2 separate regions of the Homo sapiens genome follow, and region 2 is linked to region 1. The links are chromatin contacts, found by Hi-C or POLR2A ChIA-PET in ENCODE. All regions are on one chromosome and are shown on one strand. The core of a region is the stretch at or near the end of the contact, and the rest is flanking DNA. Distances in the headings are between cores, read along the strand shown.

Region 1 (3,934 bases), core at 842-3,341:
CAGGTGAGCATCTCCTGGACCACCCTCAAGCTTCAGGTGAGCTGAGCTTCTAACACTACCATCAAAGCAACTGGAACCCCTTGAATTTGATTTCTGGAGACGCGAGCATAATCCTTTTGCAGACATCTCAACGCTGGCTCTCCAGGTAACAGAGGTTAGGCTCATTCAGCAAGGGGATTTCTGCTACTTTTGTTGTTGCTGTTGTTGTTGCTAAGGGTAACCATCAGCAGGGCACCTGTCATTCTCTTTCATGCATCAGTGTCTGTCTCTCCCATCACACCAAAGGTCCGTGGGCAGGATAGTAAGGGGTGCAGATAGTGTGAGTGGATCTGAGCCAAGGTTGCTGGGGTCTCACTAGATTAGCCAAGAAGATAACCCTCGGAGGGGCCAGACAGCTGAGAAGGCTGAGGTGCAGGCTAGCCCACCAGGTTGCTGGCCCATGCCCCTCAAGCTCAACTGGGGAAGGGTGGAACTGTTGCCCAGGTAAGCAAGAACCAGTGGTGGGTCAGAAGTAAAGGTTGGCTGCAGTGGGTGGTGAGAGGGCAAAGGCTGAACTGAGGTCAGATGCTGCATCATTTGGGAGCCAACACTCAAACTGGATTAAGCAAGACAGGCCATTTATTAGCTTTTTAAAATTGGTTTCTAATATATTGGTTTCTAATAATATATATTCCAAATATATATATTCCAAATAATATATTTGGGGCCTATTTATTGGTTTCAAGGCAGGCAGGGCTGAATCCAGGGCTCAAATGATGCTGTTAGGACCGTATCTCACCACATCCGTGTCCTCTGCCTCCCTCCTTGTGAGCTTCAGTCCTCGGTAGCCACTCTCCATGTGGCCGCAGGGCAGGCACCTGCAGATCCAGACTGACGCCTTGCTCATTTCAAATCCAATGGAAGGAGAGCTTCTTTTTCCCAGGCGGTCCAACAAAAATCCCAAAGTCAAGGCTTATTGGATGGTCTTGGGTCACATGACACCTCTGCCCAATCACTGAAACCTGGAGGATAAGATATGCTGATTGGCCAGACTGGGTCAGTTGGTCGGGGGGCAGTCGGTGCGGGGGTTGGTGGGGTGCGGGTGGTGCTGAGGGAGGTGGTCGGGGCTGTGGGGACTGGTCGGTGCTGGGGTGGGGGCGGTCGGTGCTGGGCGGGGGGTCGGTGGTTGGGGGTGGTGTGGTGAGGTCGGTAGGTGTCGTGGGTTGGGGAAGTCAGCCTGAATGCATGAGAGGGGATGGACTTGCAAGGGAAAATCCAAGCATTATTTTTAGAAAAAGGAGAAAGGAATGCTGGGCAGACAAAGCAGCAGATTCTCCCTACTGGTGTCATGTTGGGAGTCGGGGGCGATGAAGCACCCAGGTGGTCGCATGTGTCCCAGTTGGGATTCTTCCTGTGATTTATGGTACCAGGGTTGGCCTCTCTCTAAGTGCCTCATTTTTAGTGAATCTAGTATCTGAAAGCCCAAATTTCACACACACACACACACACACACACACACACACACACACACAGCCCCCATGCCTCTGATGGATCTGAGAGTGGTACTTCACGTTCCAAAAAGATTGTTCCAGAAGGTCTTTCTCATAAAGAGTCCCTGCACTCTCTGATGGCCGCCCCACTATTTCAGCCACCCCAGCGCCTGGCTGCCTTGAGTAGACCTCCACTCGCCGGGAAGGCCTGTTCCTTTTTCCCCCCACCTCCACTCCTTCATGGCTGAGGGGAGTTTCTTGAGCCTCTTTAGGGTTTTTTGCGCTAAATGGGCCCCTTCCCAGAAGACCAACCGCAGCCTTGCTTATCTGAAGCCCCTTAGAGGGACAGGGGAGCAGAGGGGGACGGGCACTGGTTGAGTGGAAGCTCCGTCTCTGGGGGCACGAGGGTACACGTGGCCAGGCCAGCCTGGCAGCCCTGCTGCCCTCCGCCGCGGCAGCTCTGTCCTACATTTAGGGTGCGATGTGTGATTTCATTTGAGCAAATATTCCTCTGCAGAAAAAATACCGAAAACCACAGCTTGTGATGCTGCCTCCCAGGCAGCTGCCCCTTGCTTGGTTTTGGTCAACCACAAACCTCCTGGCCCTCCCCCAGTCTCTCTCGCTCTGTGTCTCGCCTGTGGGCTCCAAAGCTCTGACTCACCATGCAGCCAGCTCAGCGCTCAGCACCACCCTGCCTTATATGGTGAGCTCAGCACCTCTGGGTCAATGAGTGTTAATTCATTTATTCAGCCAATGGCTGTTGAGTGCCTATCATGTGCCAGGAGCTGTTTAAATGCTGGGGATTGAGGGTGAGCAAAGCCCAAAGGTCCCTGTCCTCAGGGTTCCCTGACCTCTCCTCTGGGAGATCTCCTGAGGGCAGGACCCTCCTCTGGGTGTCTTGCCCCCAACCCCTCGCCTGATGTCTCAGACAGTGCTAAACCATAACTGGGCTGGCTTGGTAGATATGTCGGTCAGTTACTTTCCACAGCATTTTGTAAAGCCCCCACCTGTGCCTGATGCAGCAGAAATAGCAGAATGACTTGGTTCTCAGCCTTTAGGACTTAGGGTGTAAGGTGCCACTTGTCATGGCCCTGGGGAGGAGGAAGGGCAGCTGTTAGAGAGATCTGTATGCAGACCTGCTCCTGGAGTGTGCACCTGTTAATAAAACGAATCATACAAGCTCCACTTCCCAGGCATTCGTCATTCATTCAGATGCACTCAACAGGCACCTCAGAGGCCAGATTTTTAAGGGAGACGATCAAAGTCAAGACATCCAAGGTAAAGAATGGGAGGGTCCAGAGCTGAAATATAAAGGAAGGCTTGGGGGTTCAGAGGCCAGAAGGAGATGTTACTGCTGCACAGTGGTGGTGTAAAATCAGGGGATGCAAGGCCTGTGAGCTGTGCCTAGATATAGGCCAGTTTCGGACGTTAGAAAGGACATTCGGGAGGAAGACACAGTGAGAGCAAAGGCCTGGCAGTGGGACCCTGAGGCTTGAAAGACTGTGCCAGGCAGGAAGCCAGATGAACTCGGTTAGCCTTCTTTCCCGCAGGCCTCCAGGCTTGGCCGTGCTGGGCCTGGGGCCATCTTGTCTTCAAGGCTGCTTTCAACTACAGCTTGGGTACGGAGTTTAGTAGCGCCTCCCTTTTCCTTTTGTCCTCTTCTTCCCTGGGAAGGGGAGTTTTGGAGGGCCCTTTCAAAGAGATGGTGCTGCACAAAGACCAAGAGTTCTTAATCCTCTCATTCCTGAGATACTTTACAGAGCTTAGGGCTCATTTTCACTTAGAGCATTGCAAGCAGCTGCCCTAGTGGCATACCCTGGGCTGGAAGTTGGGAGACTTGGGTCCCTGCTGCACTACTGATGTCCTTAGCCTCCTGGCCTATAGTTTGTCAAGCTCCTTCCGCTTGAAACATTGTATTCCATGTCAGACCTGGGTTCGGATCTGAGCTCTGCTAGCAGTACAGCCTCAGTATTCTTATAAGTAAGTTAGAGATAGTAATAGTCACTTCTCGTAAGACTGTGTGAAGATGGAAGGAAATACTTGAATGACAGAAAGTGCTTAACAGAGCACCTGCCAGGGATCAGCATTCAGTGTAGTACTGATGCTATTTGGTGTTGTTATTATTTATATTTCAATCATATTAATATAACTCTGTGGGAGTCTTCAGTGTATAGGTGCCTGTTGGTCCATGTCCCAAAAAACTTGGTGATGGGGACCGGGCACGGTGGTTCATGCCTATAATCCCAGCATTTTGGGAGGCTGAGGCGGGCGGATCTCAAGGTCAGGAGTTCGAGAGCAGCCTGGCCAACATAGTGAAACCCCGTCTCTACTAAAAATACAAAAATTAGCCGGGTGTGGTGGCATTCGCCTGTAGTCCCAGCTACTTGGGAGGCTGAGGTGGGAGAATTGCTTGAACCTGGAAGGCAGAGGTTGCAGTGAGCCAAGACCGCACCACTGCACTCCAG
Region 2 (3,934 bases), core at 427-2,926, 990 kb after region 1:
CATCGATTTATTCAGCAAGAATTTGGAAAGGAAATTCAAAAATAAGGAAAGGGTCAGGTAAGCGGACTAGGATAAACCTTTAAGAGCCTGCCAATATGAGACTCTAGTTCAATTTTTACTCAAATAATCCTTGAGCGTTAGGTGCCAAGCCCTGAGCTAGACTTCAGACATACAACTGTATGTAAATAAGCCACAGCCCCTGCTCTCCAGGAGTTTATACTCTAATGGGGCAGAAAGACTTTTAAGCAAGAAATTTCAGTATTGTGTGCCAAGACAAGTGACCAAAAAGAAGCACAGAATAAGATGGGGCACTATTCAGGTTGGGATCAGACAGCAAGAAGGTGACATCTATACTGAACAATGATACAGAGCAAACTGGAGTTAGAAACAAAGATGGAAGAGGGAGTGTGATCTAGACTGCTGGAACAGCTCGTGAAAAGCCCTGGAAATGACAGAGAATGCCTAGGATTGCAGTGACACTGGTTTAGAGAGTGGTGCCAATTAATGCCACTAAATTGCAGACTAAATTACTAAATGCTTTCATCACTCTGTCCCAGGTCCAGGAAGGGTTCCAAGCATGGGCTCAACCTAGGGTCAAGTTGAAACAGACTGTTTTCCACCTGATAACCCCAAAGCTGCAGCTTGACTAAGCCGTCTTAGCCCAAGAGGGTTCCACCTGGCGTCCCAGAAGAATGGGGACAGTGTCCTCCACATCTCTGAACCCTACCCGGAATCCAGTACAGTGCTTTGCACACACTGGATCTACTAAACAGACTAAAAGAAAATAAATTCATCTGATGGCATAATTACTATCTCAATTCAAGTCCCCCACATTCCCAGTCCTTACTCCCAAATCCTCTACTGCTGCATATTAGGGCACTCCTTCCCCGTCCTTAGACTCTGCCACTTGGAATTACCAAGGATCTTCGCACAAAGAGAAGTATAGCTTCGTGGATAAAAGCAGAAATTTCGAAATCAGAATAATCTGGGTGAAATCCTCTTAGCAGCTTTATGATATTGAATAAGTCACTCAACCTGCGGCACCCTCCGTTTTCTTCATCTGTGAAACGAAAACAACAGCAGCTTTTTCACTGGGGTTCGCTAAATGAATGTAACTGGGCTGAGTTGAGAATAGTAAATGAGACCGTCTACGTAAGGAGATGATCATGTCTCTTGCCATATAAAGTGCACTTAATAAATGGCAGCTGTAGTAGAATGATGTAGATGGTGATGGTGACGATGTTGGTGATAATAGGAAGGTCAGCTGTCAGTCTTGCAAGTCACTGGCTGTAGTCACAGCAACCCCTACCAGCCCAGGCAGCTTCTTCTAGAAGCAGGCCCTGAACAGGACGTGGGTAAGAGATCCGCTGTCCCTTGAGACTTGGCCTACTCCCGGCACTCCGCGGACAGCCCCAGCCTGCGGACAGCCCCAGCCTGCGTCACTTGTCCGCATGCCAGCTCCACCCGGGCGGACCCACACATGGTAGGAACGTGAGGGGGCGGGCCTGTTCCGGCGCCTCTGGGCCAATCGCCAGGTGGAAGGCACTCAGCCAATGGCAGAGGGGCTCTGGGGCCCTGTGGGCGGGGACTAAGGGTGGAGTTGCGGCGTCATAGGTCACTGGGCGGGCTATGGGCGGGGTCCACGTCGCCTACCGGGGCGGAGCGGGGGTGGCTGGAGCAGTCTGGACAGTCATGGCGGCGACTGTGGCGACGGCGGCAGCTGTGGCCCCGGCGCCAGCGCCCGGCACGGACAGCGCCTCTTCGGTGCACTGGTTCCGCAAAGGGCTGCGACTCCACGACAACCCGGCGTTGCTGGCGGCCGTGCGCGGGGCGCGCTGCGTGCGCTGCGTTTACATTCTCGACCCGTGGTTCGCGGCCTCCTCCTCAGTCGGGATCAACCGATGGAGGTGAGGGGACCCGGGGCTGGGTGGCGGGGACGCAGCCAGGACCCTGACCCTGGGGTGACCGGCGAACAGCACGATCCCCCCAACCCCGCCACGGCTGGAAGGCCAGAGGGGAGAAGCCGAGACCGGGGAAGTAATTCGTCATGGTCCTAACGCGCCGGTGGGCCAGGGTTCAGCCTCTGACAAAGCGCGTTCGCACTGTTACCCCTTTGAGCCTCACAACTGCCTGTGGAACGGAGATCATGATCCCCGTTGTACAGATGAGACCCTTGAGCCCTGGAGACCCAAAGTCGACCTGCCCAAGGACTTGTAGCCAGTGAGTGGCAGAACAGGGGCTCCTGGTCTAGGGCTCTTACGGTCTACTCAGGGAGGGGCGGAAGGGAGATAACGTAGTGTGAGGGCGGGACGGGTTTTTGCTCGCATTCTTCAAGAGCCCGTTGCTGGGCTCGGGGAGATCACTCCGAAGCCTCTGGCTCGTTTGAATCCGCCCTACCACCCATCCTGGCTACCCTGCACCCAGACCGTCCTGCCTCTAGGGGTGTCAAGTGACCCTGGCTTAGCATTAAATAAGGTCTTCTCCCCTATATTATAAATAAAGAAGCCAAAGGCGTCTTCAGGTGGAGTCGCTTTATGTTCAAAGCTCCAGAGAATCCAGGGGATTCTCCAAAATGTTTTAAGCCCTGCTCTGGAGCTTTGACCTCGATAGAAAAATTTAAAAGAATCCAAAGTGTCACCCCGTCATCCTCTTGTCATGATTTTAGAGGACAGTAGAGCCATTAGAGATGAGACTTTTATGAACTGTTGTGGTAAGGTTAGGGAGCAGGAAAGCCATGATATCAAGGGCCCCTCTGATGACCCCCCAGGAGATGGAGTCGACATGATCATGGAAAAAGATGAACAGGTCGTTAGTGTATTTTCACTGTAAACAGTATTCAAACTAAAGAGTTTTGAGACATAATGTACCCATCGCTCTTCAGAACACCTAGTGGCAGTCGCTCGGTTTGTTTGCATTGTTCTGGGGAATGTTTGCTTGTGGCCTTGTTGCATCGATGGACAGGGTTATTTCCAGGATACCGTGGCTCTCGGCACACCATTCTTTTCTCTCCAAGGTGTGTGCCCTGCTAAGAGAGTGAGTGCTGCTAGCAGTGGGCCTGTTCAGTGTCCCCTCCTGCCCAGAAGGAACAACTAAGGAGTCCTGTGGAGAGCCTGCCCACAGTTTTCAGGCTGCCTTATTGCTCTGTCTCTGCTCCAGTTTTCTACAGATAGGAGGTTGGGTTTGACAAGCATCATCAAATGACCATCCCTAGTGTGCACATTAAGCCAAGCCTCAGACTTTGCCCTGCACCAGTCGGAGCCAGGCAAATGGAATCCGACTACCTTCTTGTTACATTGTCACAGAGTTTCTTCTTTTATTGGGTTTTGGGGGACATTGCATAGTACTGCCTACTCTTTTTTGATAGGGAAGATTAAAAATCAACAATAAAATTCCTGTTGATTAAACTCCAGTTTGCTAGGAACCAGGTGTTTATGGATTTTTGTGGGTCATCATTTTGTGATCGTGCTATCAATCTAGTGAAGAAGAAAAGGAATGTGGCTCAGATGCCTGAGTCAAATCCTGAAGTCAGAGGCTGTGTAAGAATGCAGATATTAATTGATCACTTAATAAGTGCCTAATATCTGCCAGGTACTGCTCTAGATGTTGCTAGGGATACAGCAGTGAATAAGCAGATGTGTCTGTGCTCCAGAACTCCTGGAGCCTACATTTTACCAACAAACAACCATAATTTAGTGAAACGAAGTGCCATGAGAAACATAAGATAAGGGGACAGACTAGAGCAGTGGTTCTCAATCTTGGCTGCTGTGCATTGGAATCCCATAAGGGTCTTTAAAAGATACCTGGGCCCCTTTCCCCCAATTCTATTTTTTTTTTTTTTTGAGACGGAGTTTTGTTCTTGTTGCCCAGGCTAGAGTACAATGGCGCAGTCTGGACTCACTGCAACCTCCACCTCCCGGGTTCAAGCAATTCTCCT

What was found. Hi-C counts contacts between places; a loop is a spot of excess contacts on that map. ChIA-PET counts read pairs that join two places held with the same protein, here RNA polymerase II (POLR2A). Pooled maps may share reads with other maps.
Region 2: a loop to region 1 is called in a pooled map, with 9 times the contacts of the local background. The contact joins the promoter of CRY2 here to the enhancer-like site in region 1. A Hi-C loop is called at or near these places in 1 of 37 single-sample maps with no recorded cell type and 5 of 50 pooled maps. POLR2A ChIA-PET finds 5 or more read pairs at or near these places in 1 of 52 experiments (A673).

Annotation. Positions count from the first base shown.
Region 1 is chr11:44,860,325-44,864,258 of GRCh38, forward strand. TSPAN18 (tetraspanin 18) reads left to right here. Exons shown (of 10, transcript NM_130783.5): 3 at 4-145. Among named protein-coding and RNA genes, the nearest start is that of TP53I11, 89 kb to the right of the region's middle. RefSeq lists enhancers at 1,174-1,801, 1,802-2,429, 2,530-2,579. Within about 2 kb of position 2,092, at least 12 of the 41 ENCODE cell types and tissues checked have a DNase peak (open chromatin) inside an H3K27ac peak, as active enhancers do; they include A673, where a contact is called at or near this core.
Region 2 is chr11:45,845,799-45,849,732 of GRCh38, forward strand. It overlaps CRY2 (cryptochrome circadian regulator 2), which reads left to right and starts at 1,677. Exons shown (of 12, transcript NM_021117.5): 1 at 1,677-1,907. The coding sequence starts at 1,693. RefSeq lists enhancers at 1,128-1,237, 1,288-1,337, 1,698-1,937, 1,868-2,389 and a silencer at 2,338-2,447.